Linked DNA regions of Homo sapiens: all the other regions are linked to region 1. The links are chromatin loops, found by intact Hi-C in ENCODE. Cell type or tissue: endothelial cell of umbilical vein. All regions are shown on one strand.

What was found. Hi-C counts contacts between places; a loop is a spot of excess contacts. Peaks named below come from ENCODE experiments on the same cell type or tissue, not always from the same donor. Only the 100,000 strongest peaks of a DNase experiment are listed, where the experiment ranks them.
Region 2: a loop joins it to region 1, with 10 times the contacts of the local background. A loop is called at or near these places in 8 of 110 quality-filtered maps.
Region 3: a loop joins it to region 1, with 6 times the contacts of the local background. A loop is called at or near these places in 8 of 110 quality-filtered maps.
Region 4: it touches region 1 in a loop (6-fold over the local background); 12 of 110 quality-filtered maps call a loop at or near these places.
Region 5: it touches region 1 in a loop (7-fold over the local background); 7 of 110 quality-filtered maps call a loop at or near these places.
Region 6: it touches region 1 in a loop (5-fold over the local background); 89 of 110 quality-filtered maps call a loop at or near these places.
Region 7: it touches region 1 in a loop (2.5-fold over the local background); 8 of 110 quality-filtered maps call a loop at or near these places.

The regions. Positions count from the first base shown.
Region 1 is chr7:123,796,597-123,800,596 of GRCh38, forward strand. It overlaps a transcript of HYAL4 not described here. Among named protein-coding and RNA genes, the nearest start is that of HYAL4, 47 kb to the right of the region's middle. RefSeq lists enhancers at 1,369-1,890, 1,891-2,412. In endothelial cell of umbilical vein, no CTCF peak of the experiment used is centred here; a DNase peak (open chromatin) is centred at 1,605.
Region 2 is chr7:124,838,584-124,842,583 of GRCh38, forward strand. POT1 (protection of telomeres 1) reads right to left here. Exons shown (of 19, transcript NM_015450.3): 14 at 2,390-2,595. Among named protein-coding and RNA genes, the nearest start is that of LINC03043, 50 kb to the left of the region's middle. In endothelial cell of umbilical vein, no CTCF peak of the experiment used is centred here; a DNase peak (open chromatin) is centred at 2,028.
Region 3 is chr7:124,854,677-124,858,676 of GRCh38, forward strand. The region is part of intron 9 of POT1 (protection of telomeres 1); the gene reads right to left. Among named protein-coding and RNA genes, the nearest start is that of LINC03043, 66 kb to the left of the region's middle. In endothelial cell of umbilical vein, CTCF peaks have their summits at 1,786 (motif pointing left) and 1,990; a DNase peak (open chromatin) is centred at 1,805.
Region 4 is chr7:123,680,377-123,684,376 of GRCh38, forward strand. WASL (WASP like actin nucleation promoting factor) reads right to left here. Exons shown (of 11, transcript NM_003941.4): 11 at 1,567-4,000. Among named protein-coding and RNA genes, the nearest start is that of LMOD2, 27 kb to the left of the region's middle. In endothelial cell of umbilical vein, a CTCF peak has its summit at 2,443 (motif pointing right); a DNase peak (open chromatin) is centred at 2,465.
Region 5 is chr7:124,783,054-124,787,053 of GRCh38, forward strand. The region is part of intron 2 of LINC03043 (long intergenic non-protein coding RNA 3043); the gene reads right to left. Among named protein-coding and RNA genes, the nearest start is that of LINC03043, 5.8 kb to the right of the region's middle. RefSeq lists a silencer at 302-596. In endothelial cell of umbilical vein, a CTCF peak has its summit at 2,333; DNase peaks (open chromatin) are centred at 418 and 2,288; H3K27ac peaks cover 1,288 bases.
Region 6 is chr7:123,870,331-123,874,330 of GRCh38, forward strand. All of the region lies in intron 3 of HYAL4 (hyaluronidase 4), which reads left to right. Among named protein-coding and RNA genes, the nearest start is that of HYAL4, 27 kb to the left of the region's middle. In endothelial cell of umbilical vein, a CTCF peak has its summit at 2,151; a DNase peak (open chromatin) is centred at 2,111.
Region 7 is chr7:123,579,146-123,583,145 of GRCh38, forward strand. It overlaps a transcript of NDUFA5 not described here and a transcript of ASB15 not described here. Among named protein-coding and RNA genes, the nearest start is that of ASB15, 21 kb to the right of the region's middle. In endothelial cell of umbilical vein, a CTCF peak has its summit at 1,876 (motif pointing right); a DNase peak (open chromatin) is centred at 1,996.

The DNA.
Region 1 (4,000 bases):
AGATAAGTGAAAACGTGTCCACATAAAAACTTGTACACTAATGTTTATAGCAGCAGTATTCATAATAGCCAAAAGGTAGAAATAACCCAAATGTCCACCAACAGATGAATGGATCAACAGAATGTAGTATATATATACAATGGAATATTATTCAGCCATGAAAAAGAATGAAGTGCCAATACATATTACATACTACAGCATGGATAAACCTTGAAAATATTATATCAAGTGAAAGAAGCCAGTCAGAAAAGACCACATATTGTATGATTCCATTCATATACAATGTCCAAGATAGGCAAATCTATGAAGATAGAAAATAGATTGGTGGTTTCTTGTAAGTAGGGAGGTGATAGCTAAGGGGGAAACAAGATCTCAAAAAAAAAGTCAGGATCTGGATCAAGAGTCTGTGCTCTCAATTTCTGGGCTATGCCCATCTTTCTTGATCACAGAAGCCTACTGACTAGGACTTCTTGCTGTATATATTCACATACTATAAAATACATGTGGTTTTGGTATTCATATGGGGGCAAAGTCAGGTAAAAAGTATCCTTAAGGTAAAAGGTTAAAAAGAAGCCTGGCTTAATGAGACTCAATCGTAAATGGATGAGTAACAGGTTCTATGAAGTTTTAGCATCTATTTGCTATGACTATTCATGTACCCTTCTCTTTTTATAGAAAAGGTCTTCTATTCTCTCATTGCTACTGAACATCACAGAAAAAGCTATAATAAAGTGTCAGGGTAAAATTCCAGAACAGGTCCATCACATTGCTGCTCTGTTGAACTAAGTAACCTTTTAGTCAAATAAAACTCCAAACTTAATTGCTCAAGGAAGCAACGTTAAAATTCTGAGAAAAATGTCAGCTAAGTAAATGGGACCCAGATACTTGAAAGCTGAAAAGCCAAAAACTTATTTTTCTTGCCTTTGCAAAAACAAAACAAAAATAAAAACTATTATTTCTGAAATTGGCTAACAAATAAATCAAGTAGATATGAAAAAGGGCCCCTGTTGGCCTCTGCTGATAAGTACTAAGTAAATTGGAGATTGGAGGCCCACACTAAGGCCTGGGCCTAGCATATGTAAACTTTTTTAAATTACTAAGGCACATGGCTCTTTGAAGATAATAGTCTCAGGTTATAAGTAACCTTCTCATCATTACTAGACTCTGCTTTAACTCGCCTGGAATTCATACAAGTAGCTATCAATCAAAAATGGCAATTTGCAAAGTCATGCACTTTCTCTTTATCAATGTTTTCTAAGAAAAGCATTTTGTTCCCCAGGACTCAATTCCAAATTCTCAAAAAGCTTATATTTGAAAACTTAATTACACCTATGGCAATAATAATAATTTTAAAAAGTGCCCACAATTATAGATTCCTCAATAAGCAAGTCCACAAATTTTCCTTTTATTTTACCCACCAGAGGGTGCTACTTCCTTACATTTCCTAAAGATGTGGCCTGGCTTCTGAAGGAAATTTTTATATTGTTTTAAGTACCCTGTGTTGATATTCAAATTGGCAACTTTCTGTTATTCAAGACTCTGTAATGCAATAGGAATTTTGTAATTGGACACCTGTCAGCGGTAGTTACAGAGCTAGTTGCAACACACTCAGATGTTTAAAGTCACTCTTGTGTATTTAAGCCAGAAGTAAGGTCAAGTGATTACAGGTCAGTTGTGGTTATAGAAACTATGCAATTATCAGAGCCTCCACCCTTCTACTTGCTCAGTGCTTTATTCTTAATAAGGGAAAGAGTAGGTGTGTTCCTTCATCCCATAAACACTGCTTCATTTAAAGAGAGAGAGAGAGAGATTACCTACAATGATCTTAGAACCATAATTTAGCCCTAAATAAAGACTTATAAAGATCTTGCACTATCCTTTTCAAACCACAAAATGTAAAGCCATCTCTAAAAATGGATAATCATATTATCATGAGCTTAAAAGCAACCTTAGGAAAGACGAAGCTGAAACTAGGAGTGGGACAGGTGGTTGGGTGTGTCAATCACGTTCACGGGGCTGACAGAAACAGATCAAACATGCCATTTACTCCCTTCGTGGCATTCTTGCAATTAAATGAGTGGATAGGACAAGTTCTGACTAATAGAATGTTTGTGGATATAAGTGTGTCCTTTCCAGACTGAGGTAGTGAAAAGTCCATGCAGATTTCTCGTTTCTCTTTCCCTTTAATAGAATACCCAAGGAAGTGGCATATTTAGGATGAAGCAGCTACAAGATGGTGGCAGCTGAGTGACTGTGTGGAACATAAAATTCTGTTACTCTAGAGTATGGTCTAGGGGAGGGAAATAGGAAAGGAAGTAAGAGAAGTAACTGTGATCAGATTAGATAGAGCCTTGAAGGAAATGGGGAGCCATTGAAGAGCTTTGAGCAGAGGAGTGCCATGATCTGACTTAAGATTTTAAGAGAACACTACGCTTGCAACTAGACTGAAGGGGGCAATCATACAAGCAGGGAAACTTGTAAGAGGCTATTAAATAATTCAGGGCATCCACATTTATCAGAGTTCACTGTATATATCAGTAGACTCATTACAAACTCTTTTAGTATTGATAAAGTAATGTCATTTCTCTCTGACGGATTCACATTTAATGTATTTTCCTCTCTTTCTTCTCCTTATGTAAAGACATTATTTCTTTATTGTAGATTTCCCTTTAATTTTCTGGTTAAAATACAATCAGAAAAAAATTAATTTCATAGCTCCTTTTAAGCCAATATTTTCAGTTCCCTACTCTTTTATCAGCAGGCTCATTTTTCTAATCTTTTTGAAAATATAATACTATGGAAGGTATTTTATAAAGGTAATTTATAAATTTATAAAATTATAAAATAAAATTAAATTATAAATTATAAATTTATAATTTCAAAATAAAATTTATTTTGAAATTACACTGAGGCTGGGCACAGTGGCACATGCCTGTAATCCCAGCACTTTGGGAGGCCAAGGGGTGTGAATCTCCTGAGGTCAGGAGTTCAAGACCAGCCTGGGCAACATGGTAAAACCCTGTCTCTACTAAAAATACAAAAAATATATATAAATTTAAATGTTAGCAACATTTTGCTAACATTTTTGTTAATAATTTTTCATTTACTCATTTTGGTTCCATGTTTCTTGTTCTTTTTGTTCTTTTTATCAGATATGTTTTTCTACCAAGGAATGACTGCACTTTAAACAAGGTCTCTTATTTACTTCAATTCTAATATGAATTTTTGTTTGAATACATTATTTGGTACATGAAATCACTATTAACTAAAAATAGAAGTCTTGCCTGGACTTGGTAGCTCACGCCTGTAATCCCAGCCCTTTTGGAGGCTGAGGTGAGCTGATTGCTTGAGCGCAGGAGTTCGAGACCCACCTGGGCAACATGGTGAAACCCCGCCTCTACTAAAAATACAAAGCATCAGCTAGGCATGGTGGTGCGCCTGTAGTTTCAGCTATTGGAGGTGGGGCTGAGGTGGAAGGATCGCTTTAACTGGGTAAGTGGAGGTTGCAGTGAGCCGAGATCGCGCCACTGTACTCCAGCTTGGGCAACAAAGAAAGACTCTGTGTCAATTTTTTTTACTTTATTTATTTTTTTGAGACAGTCTTGCTCTGTCACCCAGGCCGGAGTGCAGTGGCGCGATCTCGGCTCACTGCAAGCTCCACCTCCCGGGTTCACGCCATTCTCCTGCCTCAGCCTCCTGAGTAGCTGGGACTACGGGCACCCGCCACCATGCCCGGCTAATTTTTTGTATTTTTAGTAGAGACGGGGTTTCACCGTGTTAGCCAGGATGGTCTCGATCTCCTGACTTCGTGATCCGCCCACCTCGGCCTCCCAAAATGCTGGGATTACAGGCGTGAGCCACCGTGCCCGGCCTGAAAATTAAAAAAAAAAAAAAAAAAATTAAAAAAAAAGAAGTTTTTCTTTTGATAGCTAAAATATCAAATAAGCATATCATCTTCTATGGTCTAATTAGAATGCAATCACTTCATTTTCTTGCATCT
Region 2 (4,000 bases), 1.0 Mb after region 1:
CACCGTGACTTATAGATTATGGCAATCTTTTTTTTTTTTGAGATGAAGTTTCGCTCTTGTTACCCAGGCTGGAGTGCAATGGCGCGATCTCGGCTCACCGCAACCTCCGCCTCCCGGGTTCAAGCCATTCTACTGCCTCAGCCTCCCGAGTAGTTGGGATTACAGGTATGCACCATGATGCCTGGCTAATTTTGTATTTTTAGTAGAGACAGGGTTTCTTCATGTTGGTCAGGCTGGTCTCGAACTCCCGACCTCAGGTGATCTGCCTGCCTCGGCCTCCCAAAGTGCTAAGATTACCAGAGTGAGCCACTGCGCCCAGCTGGCAATCTTAATAAAAATCCCAGCAAGTTATTTTTGGATATTGACAAACTGATTATAAAGTTTACATGGAAATGCAAAAGATTTACAATAGCCAACACAATACTCAAGAAAAAGAAGAAAGTTGCAGGACAAACACTACACAATTTCAAGAATTACTATATAGCTTTAGAAATAAGGATGGTGTGATATTAGGAAAATAACAGACAGATTAAAACAGAATAGAGAACACAGAAGCAAATTCACACAAACTGGTTTGACAAAGAAGCAAAGGCAATTCAATGGAGAAGGAACAGTCTTTTTAAGAAATGGTACTGGAAAACTGGACATCTGCATGCAAAAAAAAATCTGGACACAGATCTTAGAGCTTTTACAGAAATTAAGTGATACTGTTTTATATGAGACTCTAATGGTGGGTACATGGTATTCTGCATTTGTCAAAACATAAAGAACTGTAAAGCAGAATGAGTGAACCCTAATGTAAACTATGGTCACAATAAAATAGTGTCAACTGCATTAACTTGGCATGAATATCAGTGAATACTGCTGCAGGTCCTTAAAGTCTAAGAATGACTTTGTATTTATATCGTTTTCTTTGGTTCATCTCTAAGTCCAGGTCAGTTTTTGATTTTGTTACTTCCTAACCAGAGCAGTGCCATACTGCAGTAAGATCCTAGCCCTTGGTCCAGGTTATAATACTTAGAAACATAAAATAAAAATAGCTCACATTTCTTATATTCCTTTTACATTTCAAAGTGCTTTTACATACATTCTCATTATTTTTTTAAATAAGCCTTTTTTAAAAAGCAGTTTTAGGTTCACTGCAAAATTAAGCAAAAGGTACAAAGTTTCCCTATGTCCCCTAGCCTCTTCCCCATTATCAACATCTTGCACCAGAGTGGTAAATTTAGTCAATCAAGAAACCTATTTTAAAAAACCATTATCACTCAAAGTCCACAGTTTACATTAGTAACAAACCATTATCACTCAAAGTCCACACTTTACATTACTAACAAACCATTATCACTCAAAGTCCAGTCTATATTAGGGTTTACTCTCAGTGTTGTACATTCTATGTTTTCTTTTTAAGACTTCATTTTTTTTTTTTTTAAGGAGCAGTTTTAGGTTCACAGCAAAATTAAGAGGAAGGTACAGAGATTTTCCGTATCCCCTTCTACCATACATGCTAGCCTCCTCCAGTATCAACATCCTCTACCAGCGTGGTACATTTGTTAAAAATGAACCTATACTGACACATAATCACCCAAAGTCTATAATTTACATAGAATTCCCTCATTTATTAAAAATAAAGTTAAATATTACTCTAAGGCAAATTAAAGAAGGTATTTTTCTTCTATTACAAAAGGTTTCAAGGGAAGAAAAGCCTTCAGAAAAACAATGAAAAGGTTTCAAGGGAAGGAAAGCCTTAAGAAAAACAATGAAAAGGTTTCAAGGGAAGGAAAGCCTTAAGAAAAACAATGAAAAGGTTACAAGGGAAGAGAAGCCTTAAGAAAAACTCTAAATTTGCCATGAAAAAAAATTCACAGTACATATTTTAGATAAATGAGATAAAAATTAGATGAAAATGAAAAGAAAATGAAAAACCAAACATGATAAATTTCATTTAAAACTTGTCAAGTTATCTTTACTTGTTTCAATGGTCTCTTCTTTGATTTTGATACAATAGATGACTTTCACCCTATTTCTATGAAACAACAGTGACATCCAGAGGCCAAGAAAACAGCAATGGTACATAAGCAATCAGCCTCTTTTATTATTACTTAACTAGACAATCAGCTTAGCATTGACAAAATAAAATGCAATCCAACAATATAGTTAAATGTTAACACTTGAGTCTGAAGTACAATTTCAAATGTAATTAAGATAAATTTATGAACGTGTGCTTATATATATTTGAACCTAGTTAACATATATATTCAATTTTGTTAAATTTAAATACTATTTTTACTTTATATGTACTAGGTTGTCTGTAAAATGTATTAAACAATAATTAATTAGGAAAAATATGCAAAAGGAGTATTCTAACAAAACAGTGACTTAAATATCTTACCTTCTATCAAAAGTAGACATTCATTTGAAAGCGGGAGAATACCATTATTTTTCACAAAATGAACTGCTACTTTTCGTCCTTTTTGATTTTTAGTGGTCCAGATTTTTGAATCATATAATGATGTATTTTGTAGCTTGACATCTGGGGTTTTAGTTGCACCATCCTGAAAAATTATATCCAAATCGCCCTCATGTGGAACTTCTTGCCTAAAATTATTGGCAATGAAATGATAGAAATCGATTTTGGTGTAAGCGTGAAGATTTCCATTTAACAAGTTATCAAATTAAAAAGTATCATTCTTACATGTAGATGAGTCAGTTACTTTTTCTTAAATTATGTAAATTATGGAGATAATTCACTTTGCAGAACAAATAACTTTTTTTCAATAGATAATTATTTGATATTTTGTGGGTAAGTATATCCAAATCATATTTACATTAACTACCAGTGATTTCTATGCCTGGTTTTGTGATACAAAGTTACTCATAATTATTTCTAGCATCAATTTTTTTCTCCTCTGTAAAGAATGCTAAATTTCCCAGTAGGAGAAAAAAATGCAGTGGCCCCGTCTTCACTCCAGTTAAATATCCACTTACCACACTTAGGGAGAAGGGCACTTCTAAACTAATAATATTTCCAATTCTGTTTAATAATTAATAATTTTAAGAAGTCATATGGTTAGGTACCATGTAGCAGAAATGGCATCATTTGGAATCAAAAGGTGTATGGCTTTCTTCTGGTTCTGTTGCCAGTTAACTGTGTAACTTTAGACAGTTTCCGTTAATTTCTGAGATAATATCCTTATTTGTTTAAAAAATGATCGCGGAGAGTGGTTTTATTTTACAAAGCTGTATGATTTTACAAAATTCAATAAACCAAAGTTTGATAATATTTGAAGAATTATCTAAAATCCTTATATATACATTTTAATCCCAACCACCATTTCAAGCTCAAATGGGTAAAAACAGTTCCCTCACATTTTATTTAAAGAGATTTTAAAATAAAAAATTTCTTCAAACAAACCCAAATTTTGGATTGGAAAATATATGTATATTAATGAACACAGATACTCACAATTTATAAGCACACAAATACATGGCGATGTACATAGATATTTACACATTGTAGCACATTTTAGTGAAGACTCAATTTAGGGCATCCAAATGCATATAACCATCAATTATCTACATTTTCCAAAACATCATTTTAGATATTCAGAGGAAAAGTAGGCAAATTGCAAAAAGATGAGGAGCTTTTAAAAATGATTTTCAGAATATGTCTTGAGCCGATTATGTAGTAAAAGGATTACAAAACAGTTATATACATTTATTACATATTTATATAATCACTGATGTTCAGAGTAAAGGCACTGAGAAATTCTCAATTACTAAAGAAAATTTAAATTATATTTATTATATTCTAGTTATTAAGCAGGACAGAAGTTTACCAACAAGGCTCTCTTTATCACTTAATTAGATATTTCAAGTAATTACAACTCCTTTCAAAAATTTCAGTTAATAAAGGTTTATATTTCAGAAGATACTTCTGTGACAAATGAGTCTGCCCAAATATATTCATCATTTATTATTTCTCATTTGCCTTTATCAGAGT
Region 3 (4,000 bases), 1.1 Mb after region 1:
TTACATCTATATCATAACCAGGGAGTAGTATAAAGAAAGTTAAAGAAGAAAAGAACAAAAAGAAAAAAGAAAAAAATAATTTTCCTCATAGTCTTCAAAGTGAGACATTGGAAAAAACATAAAATTTTCTAGTTTTATCTCATTCTTTTTGACTGGATTATTTTGTGATTCTTTTAAAATATGTGTGTGTATATGTATATATAAATATATTAGTATAGCACATGTATGTATGATCTACAAAAGATTTGAAAGAAGGCCTAAACACATGGAGAAAGATATTCACATACAAAAGGCTTTGATATTACAAAAATGATAATTTCCTCCAAATTAAACTTTAAATTTTATGCAATTCAATCAAAATTCCCAGAAGCTTTCATGGAATCTGAAAAGCTAATCCAAAAACTTATACGAAAGAGAACAGTCAAATCAATTTTAAAGAATATGAGAGGGGGGCTTTACCCTATCAAAAAATACATAAAGAAAAAGGATAATAAACATAGGTATACGTACAAACCTACATATGGAGACACAGAGAGGAGAGCAAAAAAAAAAAAAAAAAAAAAAAAACCAGAGCAGGCAGGAGCTCAAAGAAGGTTCGATGTGTAGAGTTTTATTTCCTAAAATTTAAAAGTGTCTGAAATAAATGTGGCAAAACATTTAAAAAATAAGGTGAACACACGGGTGTTTATTATACTATCTTGTCTACTACAGTATTTTTTAACATAACAAAATTTCGAGGCCAAGATATAAGTTATTCACATAAAGATAAGTTGTTATTATCAAAAATTCCTTATGGAGGCAGCATTGTATTTTTTCAAAAGCTTGACTAAAAATACTATGAAATGTGCCAGATGCTCTATTATAAAAAAACAAGTATTGGTTAATCTTGTCAGTATTAAGATTCCAAAAATACAAATGAAACATCAACCAAAAAATTATAAAAATACAGTTTAAAAAACAACTATAGAAGTCTATTTAAATACTAAAAAAAAACTAGAAACACTAAAAAAAAAAGCAAAGTAAATATGGCTAGTAAGAAATGACTATCCCTTTAGAAATAATCAAACGATTTGTCATAAACGGTCAAGAATTTCCCTTTAGGTTTATTATTTTTAATTCCCTGAATATGTCTCAAAATAGCCAACCAAATCACAGCTGTTGAACTATTGAAGGCCAAAACATAATTATGACCACGTATATTTTATAATTAACAATTGTGTCTGGATAAGAGTAGGGATTTAGAAAGTAAAGCTTTAGTTTCCAGACAAAAGATTTGAAATCTCAGTTTATGTGACTGGGTCTGTGTAAAATGTTTAAGGGAATGATATAACAAAAAGTGAGATTCAGAAAATAGTTAAGGGCAATTCGGGCTCTAAAATACATTGCTTGTAGATGTTGATTATATTATATTCTATAATTGCATTATACTGTCCTCTTTACTAAAATAAAAACACATTTTTTCCTGTTTCTATACAACAAAAGTCTTTCGTACTGGTTCCAGGTATTTTGACACAAAAACGTAATTTTAAACAGTTGTCTTGAAAGTACCAAGAAGAATTCATTTATATCAATGTCACGTGAGTGAAGAGTTCCTAAATTAAGAAGAAATGTTACAGAGGTTGTCAGAAAACAAATAAATGTGATGTCAATGTGTATTAAATAAAAATCTAAAGTTATATTACTTACACAGAGAAAAATCATTTTCATATTGCATTGCAGACAAATAATATAATGCTATTGATATCTTCACAGAAAACACAGTGCCATACATTTTCTTAATTATGTGTGCTCATATCACCCTCTAGTGGGCAAAATAAAGCAGAACATAAAAAAGGAGAAAAGAATCTGGAAAAAAAATCCACAGCATTCACTGATTCATTCATTCAGCAGCAGCTATTACTTACTTCATCCTCACTACAGGGAAAGCACTGCGATAGGTGCTGTTCAGGACTAAGACAAGAAAAGCAGGAAAAGCGGAAACAGAAAGACCTACATTGGAAGACCTGTTTGGAAGCAGTATAGGGAAAGAGAAGGGAATAAAATGGCGAAGGAAGGTATGCAGAGTGTGGAACTGAGGTGAATCTAAAATGTAAATTCATTTTATTTATGAAAGAACTCTATGAAAAAACCTCCAGAACTGAACTTATCATATATTTAATTTTGAAATAAACTAATCAATGTAGATAATATCTTTCAGGGAAATAATGTCAAAAATATATCTTCAACAGTCAGTGTTTTCTGATATGTCACAGATGTATGTGCATACATATATACACACAGAGGACAAAAAAGTACAGTCACTATCTTCCTGGACCCTGGATTTAATCTAATTTATTGATTTGAGTTGAGTAAACTTACTTGGTTTGTTGTTGTTTTGTTTTCTAATTACTATTTTTTCTGTAACCCAGAACAGTATTGATGGTGAACTTATTTGTGATACAATGTAGAATGGATATATTTGCTACTCCATGGCCACTGATTTATAAAGGGAAATTGGGCATTGAAATTCAGATCTTCACTCTTACTGTTTTCTTTTAATTTCCTATAAGTAGGCTAGAAGATATTTGTGATGGAGATCACTTCCATTTAATGCTTTAAAAGATTAGCTCTGCAAAGAGACATTGTGGATTCAAACACTGGCTTCATCCAGATAGGGACAGGAGGCAGGGAAATTCTACGCAGAAGAGGGCAGGTCCCCAGCAAGGACCCTGCTCTCAAGCTGAAAAGCCTGATACCACGGCCCAAAGTGAGAACTTACATCCCTGTTTTCCTGCTCAAATGTTGCCTTTTCTAAAACCATCCATGGCCCACCCCACCTGACATCCTGTGCCCATAAAAACCCCAGGCTCAGCCGGCAGAGGGAAGAGAGGCAGCTGGCCATCAGACACTATGGCTGGATGTCAGAGAGAAGCAGCTTGACTTCAGAGGGACAGCTTGATGGTGTAACCTGGGAGAAGAATCTGGCCAGAGAGGGCCAGACTTCAAGGTAAGACTACCTTCCTGCTCCATCCTCTTTTCACTTCCCCTTCCCACTGAGCCACTTTCATCAGTAATGAAATCCCCTGAATTTACCATCTTCATTTTATTCTTGAGACCTCATTCCTCCTGGATGCTACACAAGAGCTCGGGTGCCACAAGTGTGGTGTGAGTCAGTCACAGCTACCCTGCACTAAGCTGTTAACACTTAAGCTGTCCATGGATGACAGAGCTAAAACAGTACTGTAACACTTCCTCTGGGGCTTCAGGGGTCACCAGCACCCTCTCAGATGCTGCTGTGGGGCCAGTACAGAGTTTGCTTCTGCCCGTGCCCAAAAGCCTTTGCCCTGGCTCCTGCACCTGCTCACCTGCATGCTCCCACTCCTGTGGTCTGAGTGAGTGGAGCTCTCCCCTGCCAGCACTGAAGCGGCTGCCTAGTTCCAGCACCTGTGCACTCCAGTTCCTGCCCGTGAAGGGGTCAGGGAAATACCCTGCTTCAATCCAACTAGCTGTGGAATCTTGAACCACTGATTTAACCTGAGTGCCTCATTTCACATTTGTAGAACGAGATGACTACCATCACCTGTCTTATAGGAGAGTACCAAATGCATATAAAGTGCCTAGCAAAAGTTACTCTTATTATTTACTGCATTATTATTTATCATACCATTCTTTACTACAAAAAGTACTTTCAAATAAAAGATATAATAGAGAAAAGAAATTCCCTACAATTTTTGTTAATAGTTAAGTACTGCCATATCTAAACTGTGCACCTTAATGTATTTCAGAAGACAGTATGCAAATTCTATAAATTACACAGTATACACACACCCAATTTATAATATTATAAACTTATAATATAAACTTGTAATATAAATATTACAATTATAACAAATTGTAATTTAACAATTTGTTAAACTAATGAACAAAAAGTTATCAGCTACATTCTATCAAACCAGTTTACCAAGCTTAGCATTTAAGTTAGCAATATTTTATATAGCCTTTTTCATTCTAAAGCAGTATT
Region 4 (4,000 bases), 120 kb before region 1:
CACACATCTAGCAACAGCTAAGACAAGACAAAATTTAGGTCATGAAATGCTAAGCAATTCAAGACAGAAAATAGTGTTTTGTTCAAGTTCCATAATGCAATCTGATACTGCTGAAATTGAACTTGCTGTTAAATAGAAACATTTTTTTTTAAAAATCCTAAGGTAGATTTTTTGTGGTTGTTAAATAATTCAGGGACTACTTCAAGTTTACTAGAAACGCCCCAATACACAAGTATCTGATTAGACTGAAACCACCTATAAATTACAATCTCAAAATAATTTTTACTCCAATAATTTTTACTCAAAAAAATTTACTCAAAGTTTTACTCAAAATAATTGTGTGCTATCTTATCTTGACTTGTCAATCTTGATGGTGTGCATGGCCAATTTAGAGTTACACTGGACTTGTGTAATAGTTAACACTGTATCAACAGTTAGTTAGCACAATCTGTGATGCTTTTCTTTTTTTGGAAAAACCTATGGCAGATGCATCCGGAGACAAATTTTTCAATAGGCTCCTCACGGCAATGGAGGATGCCAAGTATCACATACAGAAGTAAAGGCAGTAGCTGCAAAGCATGTTCTCTAACATATTCATAACAGTGTACTATACCTTTCCTAGAGGCTTCCTTAGAAAGCAAAGTTTTTTTTTTAATCCATGAATAAATGACCAAGAGATTATAAAGAATGCTGTGTTTTGGAGGTGAGATGTGACAATGTCAATAAATGTGGAAGGTAAATTTCCCAACTTTTCCATACAGGCTTTTCTATTGTACTATAAATAAGCCTTATCTCTATATTTGTCCTTTAGGAACTCCGTTTCTAAAACAAGAGTTATCTCGGGAATCCCCTCTGTTGATTAGATAAAAATGACCTGACAGAAACAATTCTTAGGCATCTTTAAAAAATTATTTTAAAAGTCTAATATATTCTTAAGTGTTCACATTTGTACAACAGAAACAACTTTTTAATAGAACGTATTACTCTTGAAATGGTTGTTAAATTTGGCCAAAGCTCTTAAAAGGAATTTTGTAGCATCCTACACTCTGAATTCCGCAACTCAGTTTAATCTTCAGACACCCACTTGTGCCAGGGTCAGTGAAACAGAAAATTCTATCTATCAAAAACAGAGTTTACCGTTTAAAATGAGCACCCTCTTTGATATCATTTATTAAAAGCTACTTATGTCCCATACAAACTGCTATATTTGGCATTTATTGAAACTACCAATAAACTCCAATATCATTCTGATTTAGAAAACTTCAACATTTCTGGTATGTGGAAGAGTTCCAAACAGTTTGACCTTGCAATGTCAATGCTCTGTGAACGACAGCAGTGGCTTCTAGGGGAGCTGCTGAGCAGCTGTCATGTTTCCCAACAGAACAGGGTGCAACATTCTTCTGCTCACCATGTTTATTTAATGGCACACTCTAACTCTCAGGGCATGCAGTCTGCTGAAAACATCAACCATTATCATTGATCGCTCTGTACCCTTCACTATACAGTTTAAAAATTTTAAACCTATTTTACTCTCTTAACAATAAACACATGAAACACATTATTTTATTCTATTTGGGTCAAATTAATTTTATTATGCTCCATGATGAATTGCCACCAGTGCAACATCCTATTCACTATACATTTCAAAAAAAGAATTCACATACTAAACAAAATTTCAGTTGTCTGAAAATGAAATGATTGAAAGTCTTTATGAATCTCATACATACAATATGTGGCTAGCTGAAATTGTCTATCACGTAGCATTTAGATATAAAAAGCCTCATGCTAGTTTGTTAAATGCAAAGGCTACCAGACGACCATTTAGCTGGAGAATATACGGAAGGCTTTCAGACAACGCACAGGTATAGTGCTGCTCACAGTGCAGGATGGTAGAGGACTGAAACATGCAACCTTACACCTTACTTGGTAAAGCAGATTTAGTCTTCATGCCTGGACTGAACTCCACAGCTGCTGTGTTTCAACCAACAGTAATTTAGACTTTTTGTAACAACAACCAATGTCTTTTTCTTCTTTAAGAAAAAAAGAATAAATTAATTACCTTTGGCAAATTATATATCCATTTTACATGTTTAAAATTGTGCTTTGAACTCGAAGAATGGGTACTCTCTGCTGAGAGAAGTTCCTGATAAATATATATTATACCAAAGTCAGCTGGAAAATCTAGAATTTCTTGGCCACAAGTTAAGAGAGATCTTAAATTGGCATTACCCTGAAGACATTTCTAGGAAATTTAAAATGTTTTTTATATTGTCAAAAAGAAAAAATTTTTTCAATTAACATTACTTAAAATAATTATAATGTTCCATTTAACTTTTGTACAAACTCCTGATTTTATTGGTTAGTAGTTGTCCAGCCTCATCTGCACCAGATTGACTGAGCTCAAGCCACAATAAAAATGATAGTAAGTAGAAAAAGGTTTCTAGCAGCAGAGGGCACTGTTGTTGCAAGAAACAAAAAGTCTAGAATCTTTCCCATGTGCTTAAATTACTCTTGCAAGAAAGATAACATTCTTTGAATAACTTAAGTATTTTACTGCACCACTTACTGCTTTCAGCAACAAAACCTTTTAAATTATTTCTTATGATAACTAGATGCATGATCACTAGAGATTATGTAATAAATGGTTAAAATTCAAGCCACATCTTGCAGGTCCAGCCTGTCAAGATCTGCCAATACGAGATTTTGGTTGGTACAATTCTAGATAGCGTAATTTTTAGTTGGATATTGTGACTATAGTAATGAAATACATTTGGAACTACATTATGCATATTACTCAATGTGAGAAAAATATGTTTGTATTTAAATCAGATAATTTTCTACCTAAAATTTAAAGTAGGTAGGTATGATAATTAGCATTATAAATATGAAACAACCACCTTTAGGCAGATTAGTGTAGTGTAGAGAGGCAAAGAAACCCTAATTTTAACACACCATTTAGTATGCATAACAAATGTGCAGGTTGTAAAGTTTTATCTTTAAAAAAAAAAAATCTATCATTCAGTTATCTGTTCCAAGAACTCTGACATTGGGACCACCAATCTTTTAAGAAAAATGTAACTCTTCACATGCTATTTGACAAAAACCCTCAAAAGTTATCCAAATCAATGCATGTTCGGTTCCGTGTTTTAGCGCACACCTTTGCCAACTAGATTACATTTTTATGGTTGGTATTTCTGAACACCTCAATCCACACAAAGTGCAAAATAAAAATGCTAAAATTCTACAGTATTTTAGTACTATTCTGATTTGTATAGTTTTTTTAACCAAATATTGGAGTTACCATAATATTACCTCAGTTCATGTAGAATGAAAACTACTCCCTAAATCCCTGAAACTCCAACTTAAATTTTGTTTCAGAGTAATACCAAAAAAATTTTCAAAAATTTTGCTAAAAAGAGCCTGTCACATTTGCTACAGCATAAAAATAACCCCAGTCAATAACAAGTATTTAAGGGCTCCTTATGATCCCAGTCTGCAAATACCACTGCTATACCAATAACAGGCAGTATTACTGTAAGAGGTGTGTTAATCGTCTTCCCCACTAGTATCTCTGTAGTGATTTTATGTAGAGCATATTGCTAAAATTTGAGAAACTACATCGGTGTAGTGATGTCTACAGAACTGTGCAATGTATCAGCTTCAACATTCATATGTAGCATTGTATTCAAAATAAAGGGGCTAAAGAAACTAAGGTCTGCATCACTTAAAAAAGAATGTAGTGCTATACTAGATTTTTTTTTAAGAAAATTTAGGTACAGAAAAAGTAGGGTATGAAAATAGTGTTTTCCTTCTGGCATTATAAGTAAATTACATTAAGGTTTTTGTCAGTCTCACATATAGTATTTAAACTCCCTTGTTGATGGAATGAAAAATATTCACAAATCAAGTGAGCATCCTGGTGTAAACTTGCACACAATAACAGGGAGTAGCTTTGTAGAGGATTACGACAAACCTTTACAGATTAAATGAGGTATTGCAC
Region 5 (4,000 bases), 990 kb after region 1:
TGAGTCAATAAACCTCTTTTCTTCATCAATTACCCAGTCTCAGGTAGTTCTTTATAGCTGTGTGAAAATGAACTAATACAGCTCCCTAACCTTACTTATCCTGCCTCAGTTTGACTGTTGTTTTAAAATTAAAATCACCCTACTTTGAAATTAGAACAAAATCACAAAATTTTATTAATTTACGTACCAAATCTTTTAAAACTCATAGGTCTACTTTATATTGCTCGCAATCCAGGAAGAAAAAAGGAAAAAGGGAAAGTGAGAGAGAAAAATATAGAATATGAATGGCAGAGAGAAAAAGCCAAGACACACATGGAGAACAATGATAGAGGATGTAAGTGATTCAAGAGGCATTGAGGCAGGAAGAAGAGTGTTGACTTAGGGAGAGATGGAGATGACGGTAGAGGGAAGAAGTGGTCAAAAAGGCGGAGGAGGAGGAAGCCGCAAAAGACACATCCCTGGACTCAGGAAATAAATCACCCAGTTGTCTGGAGCTGAGCAGACTAGGCAAAATGGCAGCATGCTAACCTTGAAAACGTTCTGGAAAAAATTGCTTAATAAAATGTATATATTAGGTTCTAAAAAAATTATCTTTGACATTCTGACTGAAGGAATTCATGTTCCTCATTCAATATGGAAATAAAACAAAATGTATTTCCATGTGACAGAAATATTTCTCACATAACAATTTTCTTCCTTTTAATTCAAGAAACCAGGAAGGAACTTTGCCATGAGAAAAATGGAAGAGAATTTTTACTGGCCTATCACTCATAAACTATTTTTCTTCCCCATTTCTTATCCTTTACTTTCTATTTCACCATACTGCCTTATCTGGTCATGTGTGTATGTATCTCTATCTATCTATCTATCTATCTAATATATGCTTTCATTTTTCTTACTTTTCCCTCAAAACATACGTGCCCTCTTCAATTATTTTGTGAATGTTAGAAATCTATTAAAACATACCATCATTGGCTGGGCACGATGGCTCCAGCCTGTAATCCCATCACTTTGGGAGGTCGAGACGGGCAGATCACGAGGTCAAGAGATCGAGACCATCCTGGCTAACACGGTAAAACTCTGTCTCTACTAAACATATAAAAAATTAGCCGGGCATGGTGGCACGCGCCTGTAGCCCCAGTTACTCAGGAGGCTGAGGCACGAGCGTCGTTTGAACCAGGGAGGTGGAGGTTGCAGTGAGCTGAGATCATGCCACTGCACTCCAGCCTAGGTGACAAAGCGAGACTCCATCTCAAAAAAAAATCAAATAACAATAAAAAAAGTTATTATTTCAACATGATAACCTATGTTCACTGATTATGTTTTTATTCATTCCTGAGAAAAATTAATGTGAACTGTTCATTTTATCACAACTCAATATCAACCCTGATTTTATTTTTAGCTCATTGCTGAAACTAAGAAATGTCCATTGACTTTCTGAAAGCAATAGCATAATGCTTCTACTTTTGTCATTAATGACAGTGATTGTGATAGATGAGCACCTCAAAGTTTCTCTGCATAAACATAGAACTAACTCAGAAAATTGTTCTTTAAAAAATATACACACCTGTTATTAATATAGTCACTACGTAAATACTCAGTCTTAAGACGGAGGAGTATGCAACTTCACTAACTATAATTGTTTACTAAAATAAATATTTCCATGCTATCCATAATGCTTTTAGTAAAAAAGGGAGGCTCATAACAATTGTAGTGCAAATTAAATCTGAATTTAAAAAACGCACAATTCTAATTGTTGAATTCCGAAAATAAATAGCCCAAATCATTCTTTTTTTTTTTTTTTTTTTTTTTTTTTTTTTTTTGTATTTTAGAACTCTCGAGAGATATGTGAAGGAAGGGATCCAGAATCCAAAGTAAAAGTCCACCACATATTCACAGCTGTGGCATCTTCCACCGCCTAGAAACTTACCCAGGAGTAAAGGCTTTCCTAACTCAGCAGCCTTAATGACTTGCCCAGAGGAACCTGGTCCAAAAGGCGCTCTCCAGGTTAGTGTAGTTTGTCCCTAAGCAGACTTCAGATAGTAGGCTGAGAGCGCATTTGGATGAGCTTACTAAATGGAAAGCCTTCCTTTTTTTTTGAAGTTCTGAGTGGATGCTGTAACTTTAGTCTTCCTCCAAAACTATTTGGAATCTCTGAAAACCTTCATAAACTCAAGAAAGGACCTATGTTTCTCATGGTCTCCAAACATAGCATTCCCAAGATGCTGCTTGAACTTGTAGGGTGTTTTCTCTGACTGGGCTGCCTTCTGGCACCAGATTTTTTTCTGCAAGATTAGTCCAGAATACTGTGGGAAAGAGCTCCCTCTCCTGCCGCGCAGAAGGTAATGCTACTGGATACGATTGCCTGAGTAGGCTAACTGCTTCCAGAAGCCAAACTTTAATTTGATCACGTGAAGTTTGCACTCTGGTTTGGATAGATCTTTTCTATATTTATAGTCCTTGATTTGTAAGTCCAAGTTTTATATATAAACAAATGCATAATTAAAACATCCATTCTAGATTGCTTGTATAAACAAAATGTATAATTTGCACTACAGATTTTCTTCAGAAAAACAACAATTACTTCGTATGTGCTTTTGGAACTAATAGAAATCTGTTCAGCTGTGATTTATATGCACTTCCAAAGTGAGATTGTTACAGAGGAAATTGTGGTAGTTAATCAACATGCAAATGACTTGTTTATGTATGACTTAAAATGAATTTTGACAGAAGTATGAATGCCAAATTTAAATCTTTAGCCTTGCAATGAAAATTACACAAACCACAGAAAGATCTGACTTACCTATAGAAATATTGAAGTTAAAGAGTTTTAATTAATGCTTGCCAGATTAATACTTTTCACTTGTTGATAACAGGTCAAATAAAAACTCAAAATGCTAGAAGTAAAAAAACACTTTTTTACTCAAAACCTTTCCTGTCACCTTCATCTGCAACATGTTATGTTACTCATTCTAGTAAATAGTTTTTAGGCATGTCTTCAGAATTCAAATTAGTATATCTATGATATGGTTTGGCTTTGTGTCCCCACCGGAATCTCATCTTGAATTGTAATCCCATAATCCCTCGGTGCTGTGGGAGGGACCCATGGGAGGTAATTGAATCGTGGGAGCGGTTTCCCCCATGATGTTCTCGTGATAGTGAGGGAGCTCTCATGAGATCTGATGGTTTTATAAGCGTCTGACATTTCCCCTCCTGGCACTCATTCTCTCTCCTGCCACCCTCTGAAGAGATGCCTTCTGCCATGATTGTAGGTTTCCAGAGGCCTCCCTAGCCATGCAAAACTGTCAGTCAATTTCTTTTCCTAATAAATTACCCAGTCTCAGGTATTTCTTCACAGCAGCGTGAGAACAGACTAATACAATCTAAGTGGCCATACTGACAGAATTATTTTTCTCTGTTTATAAATATTTGAAGTACTACAGTTTCTGAATCTCAAACATGAAAGTTCTTTTCACATTTGTTAGGAACTTTACAAGGTTTTAAATAAAAGAAAGGAGTTGTTATGAAAAAGGAAGATGAAAACAGAAACAAAAAAGTAATTAAAGCAATTCTCAGTAGTTGTCCCTCACCTGTGCTTTAATTCTCACACTGAATTGGAAAATCCCCAAATTAATATGAATTAACATTTATTGAGTGTTCCACAAATGTTAGCTACTATTATCTACTAGGCACTGTGCTGATTGCATTACATTCCTTATCCCCTTTAAACTTCAAGACTTCAAGGAAATTTAAGCAAATTGAGGCCAAAAGAGTTAAATAACGTGACCAAACTCACACTGCCAGGAAGTGGTGGAGCTGTATTTTCAGCCAAGGTCTGGCTCCAGACCCCATGGTATTAACCGCTACCCTGTACATTTCAGACTAAATGATTTATTAACAACTATGATTTCTCTGACAATGCTTTGACATTTCTTTTTCTTTTTCTTTTTTTAGACGGAGTCTCGCTCAGTCGCCCAGGCTGGAGTGCAGTGGCGCGATC
Region 6 (4,000 bases), 74 kb after region 1:
CCTCCAACATCACTCATGAGGTGAAGGAGGAAGGAAAAAAAGTCTCTGTTGTGAACTTCTATTCATACCACCCAGAAAAATCAGTGAAAAATAATTGAATGAAGAATAATAGGAAGTCAGTACCGTCTGAAAGGTTTTAAAAAGTTATCTAGGCCGGGTGCAGTGGCTCACACCTGTAATCCCAGCTCTTTGGGAGGTTGAGGCAGGTGGATCACAAGGTCAGGAGTTTAAGACCAGCCTGACCAAGATAGTGAAACCTCATCTCTACTAAAAATACAAAAATTAGCTAGGTGTGGTGGTGGGTACCTGTAATCCCAGCTACTCAGGAGTCTGAGAAGAGAATTGCTTGAACTCGGGAGGCAGAGGTTGCAGTGAGCCGAGATTGTGCCACTGCACTCCAGCCTGGGCGACAGAGCGAAACTCCATCTCAAAAAAAAAAAAAAAGAAAGAAAGTTACGTAAATCTTTATAAAATAATCTTGACTCTGGAATGGAATCAAAATTTAAATACCAGTTTCTTTTGTAAGACGTCTTTTCTATATTTGACTCAACCAAGTTCCTTTCTTTAGTGATAATAAATTGACTTTTGGAAGAAACAATAAACTCTGAGGGACAAAACGTTCATTTCAAAAGATGAATTTAGACTACTGGGACATTCTGCACATTCTGTGAACCTGGTATAAGCTTCTTTTTCTATAGCTACAGCCACGGAAATGCTTTCTTTCCTCAGGAAAAAAGGAGCAACAGTTTGGGTTTCATCTCATTCTGCACTCTTTTTTTCCGAGTGGCAAGCTATTTCCAAGTGTTTTAAACTATAAGTGTACCCACCATTGTACCCTATTGACTTTAAAAATCTGCCCATGATTTTTTTTTTTTTTTTTAGATGGAGTTTCCCTCTGTCTCCCAGGCTGGAGTGCAGTGGCGCGATTTCGGCTCACTGTGACCTCTGCCTCCCGGGTTCAAGTGATTCTCCTGCCTCAGCCTCCAAGTAGCTGAGGTTACACTGCATGCGCCGCCATGCCCAGCTAATTTTTGTGTTTTTAGTAGAGACGGGGTTTTGCCGTGTTGGCCAGGCTGGTTTCGAACTCCTGACCTCAAGAGATCCACCCGCCTTGGCCTCCCAAAGCGCTGGGATTTTAGGTGTGAGCCACTGCGCCCGGCCCCGCCCATAATTTTTTAAAAGCCTGATATTCATTTGTACCAAACTCTTAATGACCATTAATGGCTTCCATTTCTGATTTTCCCAACAATGTCTGAATTTTAGAATGCACACACACATACAGTTAAGATTACAAAAAAGATTCACTAGTAAGTAGCAAATCTCTTAACCTCCCTGGACTTAGTGTCTTAGTGTCTTCATGTACAAAATGGGACAATATTACCTGCCCCACTGACCTAGCAAAAGTATGATGTAAATCAAATGAGAACATGCATATGAAAACTTGAAGCTCTACAGAAACCTATGTGATATGGCTATTACTTTTTTAACAGCCATCAAAGCCTTAAACTTAAACATGGGATATTTAAGAGTGGTATCTCAGGCAATAGCTATAGCGTGGGGATATAGAGGCAGTCAAACCTCATTTCAGACAGAAGATTGCCTGCATTATTTACATATAAATGCAACCTAGACATAACCTGATGCTGTGCTTTTAAAACATTTATTATTTATTATTAGTTTTTCATTTTTATACATTTACAGGGTGCAAGTGCAGTTTTGTTACATGGACATATTGAGTAGTGGTGAATTCTGGGCTTCTAGTGTACCCATCACCCGAAAAATGTATATTTTACCCAACAGGTCATTTCTTATCCCTCACTCTCCTCCCACCCTTGCACCTTTTGGAGTCTCCAATGTCTATTATTGCACTCTGTATGGCCATATTTACCCATCGTTTAGCTCCTACTTATCAGTAAAAACGTGATATTTTACTTTCTGTTTCTGAGTTATTTCACTTAAGGTAATGGCCTCCTGTTCCATCTGTGAGATGTGCTTTTAAAAATTAACAACAGGAGTTTCCTTGCCTATAGATTTAAAGATATTTATCCTTGTTATTAATTCATGCTGTCTCCGGTAAGGCACAAAGGCAGCTCATTAGTAATGCTCCAGCTCCCCACAGTGGGCACGTTGCTTACATGCACTTTGATAAGCGTCAGGGACTGACACCGAAGTGTTGAGTGAATCCCCTGAGTAGCCCTACCCTCTACTTCTGAAACCTTGATTCAGGTCCAAGGATCATGTGTAGGTGCAAAGCACCCTGTGCCACACTGGGACCTGGGAGGCTCATTTTCAGTACATCTACTTTGTTCCTTCTTTTTTCTGTAATGTGACAACACCACTGTGGCTCAAGCTTTCAGGTGGTCCCAATCTGCTCCCAGAGGCACTTTATCTGTGACTTTCCTAGCTGGGTAGTGCCCTTGATTTTCTGATCCCCAAAACATAGCTGCTTTGTGATTCATTCAGCACCCTACTGTCTGTGAGGTGACAGTGAACTAATTTGGTGAGAAACTGATTTGAAAACTAATTTGGAAGAAACTGACAGCAACCTCAGAAGGTGTGGCTTTCACCAGAAACATCTGACGCTTACATACTTACTATAGACCAATAATCTATAAATATAAAATGTAAATGTTATGTCCTTATTCTCCTTTGATGACAATGCCTTCATCAAAAGGAGAGCTGTTAGGGATTTCTGCCCTGATCATACCATGTGACTATATGACACCATTTTCAGGGAAGTTTCAAAGTGAGCGGAGTGAGGAGTTCTGCTCCCTTATGTCTTTGCCCAAAGAGGGAGTGGACGCAGACTCAGCAGAGTCTGCAGTCTTGGTACTGCAGGGATGGCTCCTCCTCTGTCCCTGTTCATCGTGCCATTGACAATTTTCAAAATCCTTTCATTTATACTATCTCATTTGAGCCTCTCAAAACCTCCTCTCCTTCCTTTCATGTCAGCTATGACCTGTTCAACAGATATTATAATCATAGGGAATGAAAATGGATGTTAACCTGAAAGGGAAATTAGTTTAAACCAAAATCTCTTTCCTTGTTGAAAGTCACAAGACAATTGCCCAGAAAAAAAAAAAAAAAACTTTAAAAACTGATATTGTAAAACCTTTTTTTGAGTGTTAGACAATAAAAGTGTCAGATAAAGAGACTTATCTCTCAAGTATTAATATTAAGTGCCCAATGGCAAAATAGCATTTACAGTTCTGCTTTTATTTTCCACCAAATCACCTAATAACATTTTCTAGCGTTTAATTGGTAGAAATTCACCCTTGGAGTAAAAGGTGAATGCTTAGTATCCTAAAGAGTGGGGTGAGGGAATGTGTTGTAATTTAATAAACTAGGAAACCAACTACATACATTCAAATCTTAATTTGCTCCAGAAAACGGCCTAGATCCCTGTTAATCTTTAAACATTAAAACAATAACCCTTTAAGATTATAAAATCAAAATTCTCTCTGCTAAAACCTTACCTTTGTCTGTCTTAACCATATTGCAGAAAATTCCAGCGACTTTACCATGACTGGATGAGTCATAAATAAAACCCATTAGGTCAGGTACTTAGAAATTAAACACACATAATTTCAGGGACAAATATAAAAGCTGGACCAAATCAGAGCCTGCAAGCCCTTAACGTTGCTTCTTTGCCTGGCCTTGGAATTGAAATGACTATGGGGATGAAGTGTCACTGGGGCATGTTGCAAAATGGAAAAGGAACCTGGTTAACAGGATCGCATTTGGAGAAGGAAAACTTTTGGATTCTGTTTCCAGGGCACATACATATGACCTGGTATGTGGGTATGTGCCCCCGATTTATTTCAATTAAATAATTTCTGATAACTATTTACAGCCTCATTGCCTTCAATATAATATCCTGCATGGCAAAATATGTTTTTCTTTAAAAATATTTATGTTTTTGCATATGATTACAGAGTGTGATTTTTGAGCATTGGTTTATTCAGCATTTGTGTCACTCTAAGAAAATAGAAAATAGTAT
Region 7 (4,000 bases), 220 kb before region 1:
GCAGTACTTGATTTTATGTTTCTGTATTAATTCACTTAGGGTAATGGCCTCCAGCTGTATCCATGTTGCTGAAAAGGACATGATTTCATTCTTTTTATGGCTGTGTAGTATTTCATGGTGTAGATATACTACATTTTCTTTATAAGTGTAATTGGGAAAATTTTAGATAAAAATACTTTCTTAGTTATAGTTAAAAATAAGGATCTTAGATTTACATTTTCAGTGAATAACTATTGTTAAATTTGTTTTGCTATGTACTCACTGTAGAGGTTACAATAGTTATATGTTTGTTCTATGAATTCTTTTGTATTACCAGTTCACTTCCATGCAAAGTAAACTCTCTATAAATAGTCTCAAAAATACCATGAAGAGTTGTTCTGATTTCTTTTCTCTCTATTATCTGCCCCACTGTAGCCTGAGGGCTTAATAGATAATTGCAGTCAAAATGAAAGTTAAAACTTAATTTAGAACAAGTTTGCAACATGCCTGGTACCTTGGGATTTGCAAATCTATAACTCCTTCTGCTCCTGGGAGTTGAGTTAATTTGGCAAATCACACTAACTCAATTTTCACTAGGTCTTTATTAGAAACAAATCTATTATGCTATAGAATGCATTGTGGATTTGGCTTAAGACTCCCAGCTTGTCATTATTCAATATTATGAAATTCCTATTTAGACATTTAGTTTAAGTGAGAACATAAAGCATATAATAAAACTGCAGGTTTCTCTTGCCATTGTTTAGGTCTCTAGGTTTTCAATTTAATTCTCATTTATTGAATGGCCACATTGTCCAAAGCCTGTTACACCTCCTGTCCTTAAAAAAGTTACAATAAATCCTGATGTAACAAAGGTACATAAATAATTACTATGTAAGGCAAACAAAATAAATATGATAGGGAAATAAAGGAGGAAAAGAGATTGGCGGGATTAGAAAAATTCATGGAGATGGAGAAGGATGGTCTAAATTGGGTCTTAAATTAGCAGAAGGATTTCTACTGAAGGAAATGGGGGAGTGGCAAGAAAGGGCATTTGAAAGGACAAGATGAACAAGAACCCAGCGAAAGGATGCGTTTTGCCTGTTCAGAGAGCAAACAGGAGTTATGCTAAGGTGGCAGATGAAGTCCTCAGGTGCATGGCAGGCCGTTCTCTGTTGCACTGCTTTTTACATTTTTGGCTTTGCTTGTTAAGTTTTTGGTTTGAGTTGCTTGAGTCAGTGAGTGAAGCAGTCATCACAATCAAACTTGCTAGGCACAGGAGAGGCTTTGAGCTTGCCTCTGCTGTGAGCCACTTGACCAAAAACTGCTCAGGGTAGTTATGTGGCCTTAGGCAATTTTACTTAACCCCCTAAGCCTTACTTCTTCCTTGAAAAATGGTCACAATAATATGACACCTACTTTGCAAGAATGCCATGAGGTTAAATGAGATAATGCATATGAAAACCCAGAACTGCATCATATGGCACCTTTGTGCAGTTTGGAAAATTTTGATCATCTCTCCAAGTGAATGCAACCCTTCTCTAGGGCACCCATGTGGGTGAGTGGAGATTAAGATGGATTCCAGTCTCCCCATAACCTCACCCAAGCAACCTTGTGCAGTATACAACCTGCACAACCGTACCTGGAAGCCCTGAGATAAGGGCTTAGAGAAATGCTTAGGTATAACAAAATCTAAATAAACATAGCCATCATTATAATTATTATACCGCAAACCACTAAAAAAACGCAGTGTTGAAGCTTGGTCAGAGACCGTTCGGTTAAGTCTATTATGAAAAGAGACCAATATTAACAATGCACACCTAAGTCTCAGCAAAGAGTTCAAAATACAGAACAGGAAACCAAACCAACAGGCGTCCATTCCTGTGTGACTCTCCTTCCACTAGATGGTGCTGGCTTTCTTCAGCTTGTTGCAGTAGAACTGTCTTCCACTTAAAAATGGCTTGTATTTACGGATAATTCAGGTGGTATCTGTGTCCCACCAACCTCCTTCAGCTCTTTGCGGAGGAGGAGGTGTTTCTCTGAGAGCATGAATGTTGCTCAGGGCATGAACACCGTTCAGAGGACATGATACTTACTAGATAGTAGAAGGGTATGGGAGATCTGTAAGCCACTAAGGAGAAACTCCATTAAATTCCTAACACTTTGAATTCAAAACGAGTCTATCATCAGTAATTAATTTATCAAATAACAGCATCATTTTACTATTTGCCCTTCTTGGGCATTGTGAGAGTGTGGGAGTGAAAACAAAACATGATCATTCAAGTGAGCACTTAAAAAAAAAAAAAAAAAAGGTACTCTCCAGATACCTAGACTCCATGCCAGAGAAAGGGGATCCCATCCAACTTAAGTCCTAAGGGCACATTTTTGTTATTTCTACCTTCATCTTTTTTGATGTGTCATGTTCTAAAGACCTTGTGAGCTTTGCTACATATTAGGTTTCTGAAAAGTCTTTCGGTTAAACTGATATACATCAAATTGTGAGGAGAATTTGCTACTTAAGAAATGATTTGCTCAGAGTGAGAACACCACTCAGAGGAAATGATTCCTACTAGATAGTAGGATTGTAAAATTCTACTGGAAGTAGGCTGTAACATGAAAATTTTCTTTTATCATTGTTTAAGTCCAGCTATGAATATATCACATATGTTTGTATATTTTCTCCCTTTTTGTCACTCCCAAGACTGTCAAGTTTTGAGGAAAAGACATGAAACTTCAAGAGTACTGTTCAAAAGACTTCTGCAAACCATTTAAAACTATATAAATGAACTTTTTAGGTAAAGCAAATGGATTGACTAGCAAACTGTAAAGAGCTTTTTACCTGCACCAGCCATGAATTCTGGGGCAGAAATTGTGTACTGTTGCTCCATTTCCATTTGTGAATAGAGAACATCTTTTATTAATAGATGAAAATCTCCATCTATATTGTAATGGTAAAATATCTGCAAAACAAGGAAAGGGAGGAGAAATTGCTCAAGCTGATCATGATCTTTTCCTACCTAAAATGCTCCTGTGGCTTCTTCTTGTCTCCTGCAGTGGTTCTCAGGCCCAGACCACTTTGAGGGACAGGTTCAACCCACAGTATGTGAAGGTAACGTCCCTGTGGAAGGAAGGATGTGTGACAATGGGAGATGGGGAGGGGGGGTTGCATTACAATATCCAAAGGGAGTGAGTGCTTCAGAATGTTAAGACTCCACAGATGGCCTTTAGAGATTCTGACAAATAACACCACTACCCTAGTGCACCCCAAAGAGAAAGCCTTTTCTCATTGCCACCGTCCTGGAGGAAGAAATAAAATAAAGCCCCAAATTCTTTACTCCAGTATATAGTTCAGTATATACATATATCCTACATATTCTAACTCTTACCTAAAGCTCCTGCTCATTGTCTGTAGGTTCCTCAATGCGTTCTGTGACCAGCAAGAGTAAATGATCAGCATTCCCCCCAGATATGCCATTTTCCCTCAGATCTATGTGTATTTTCTCTGCCTGGAATGCCTCTCCCCTTATACATTATCTCGAAAACTCCTTCTTATCCTTCAAGTCTCAGCTCAAGACTTTATATCGTCTAAGGCATACTCTTGGTCCCCTCCTGGAAGCTAAGCATCACCTTCTTTTGATCATCTATTCATCCCCTCCACTGACTGAGAGTAAGAACTGCCTTCTTTAACATTTTCATTGCACCAGGCACATAGTAGCTAATAAATACATACTTGGCAAATAAATGAATGCAGTATTATTCAAAGAGGAATATACCTCATTTAGAACGCTCAGAAATGATAACTTGGTACCATGAAAGAAACTAGTGTAAATCTTGTTTTAAAAATTAATCTACTAGCCTCTATTTTAAAATTTAATTTTTATAGCAGGCAAAGAGATGGCAAGCATCACAAACAAATATTGTAGTGGAATTTGGATCTTTAAAATTATAGACTGTTCAGATGAGAGAACATAAAATGATAACATTGTAGACCTAGGTGCAGTGGCTCACTCCCGTAATACAAGCT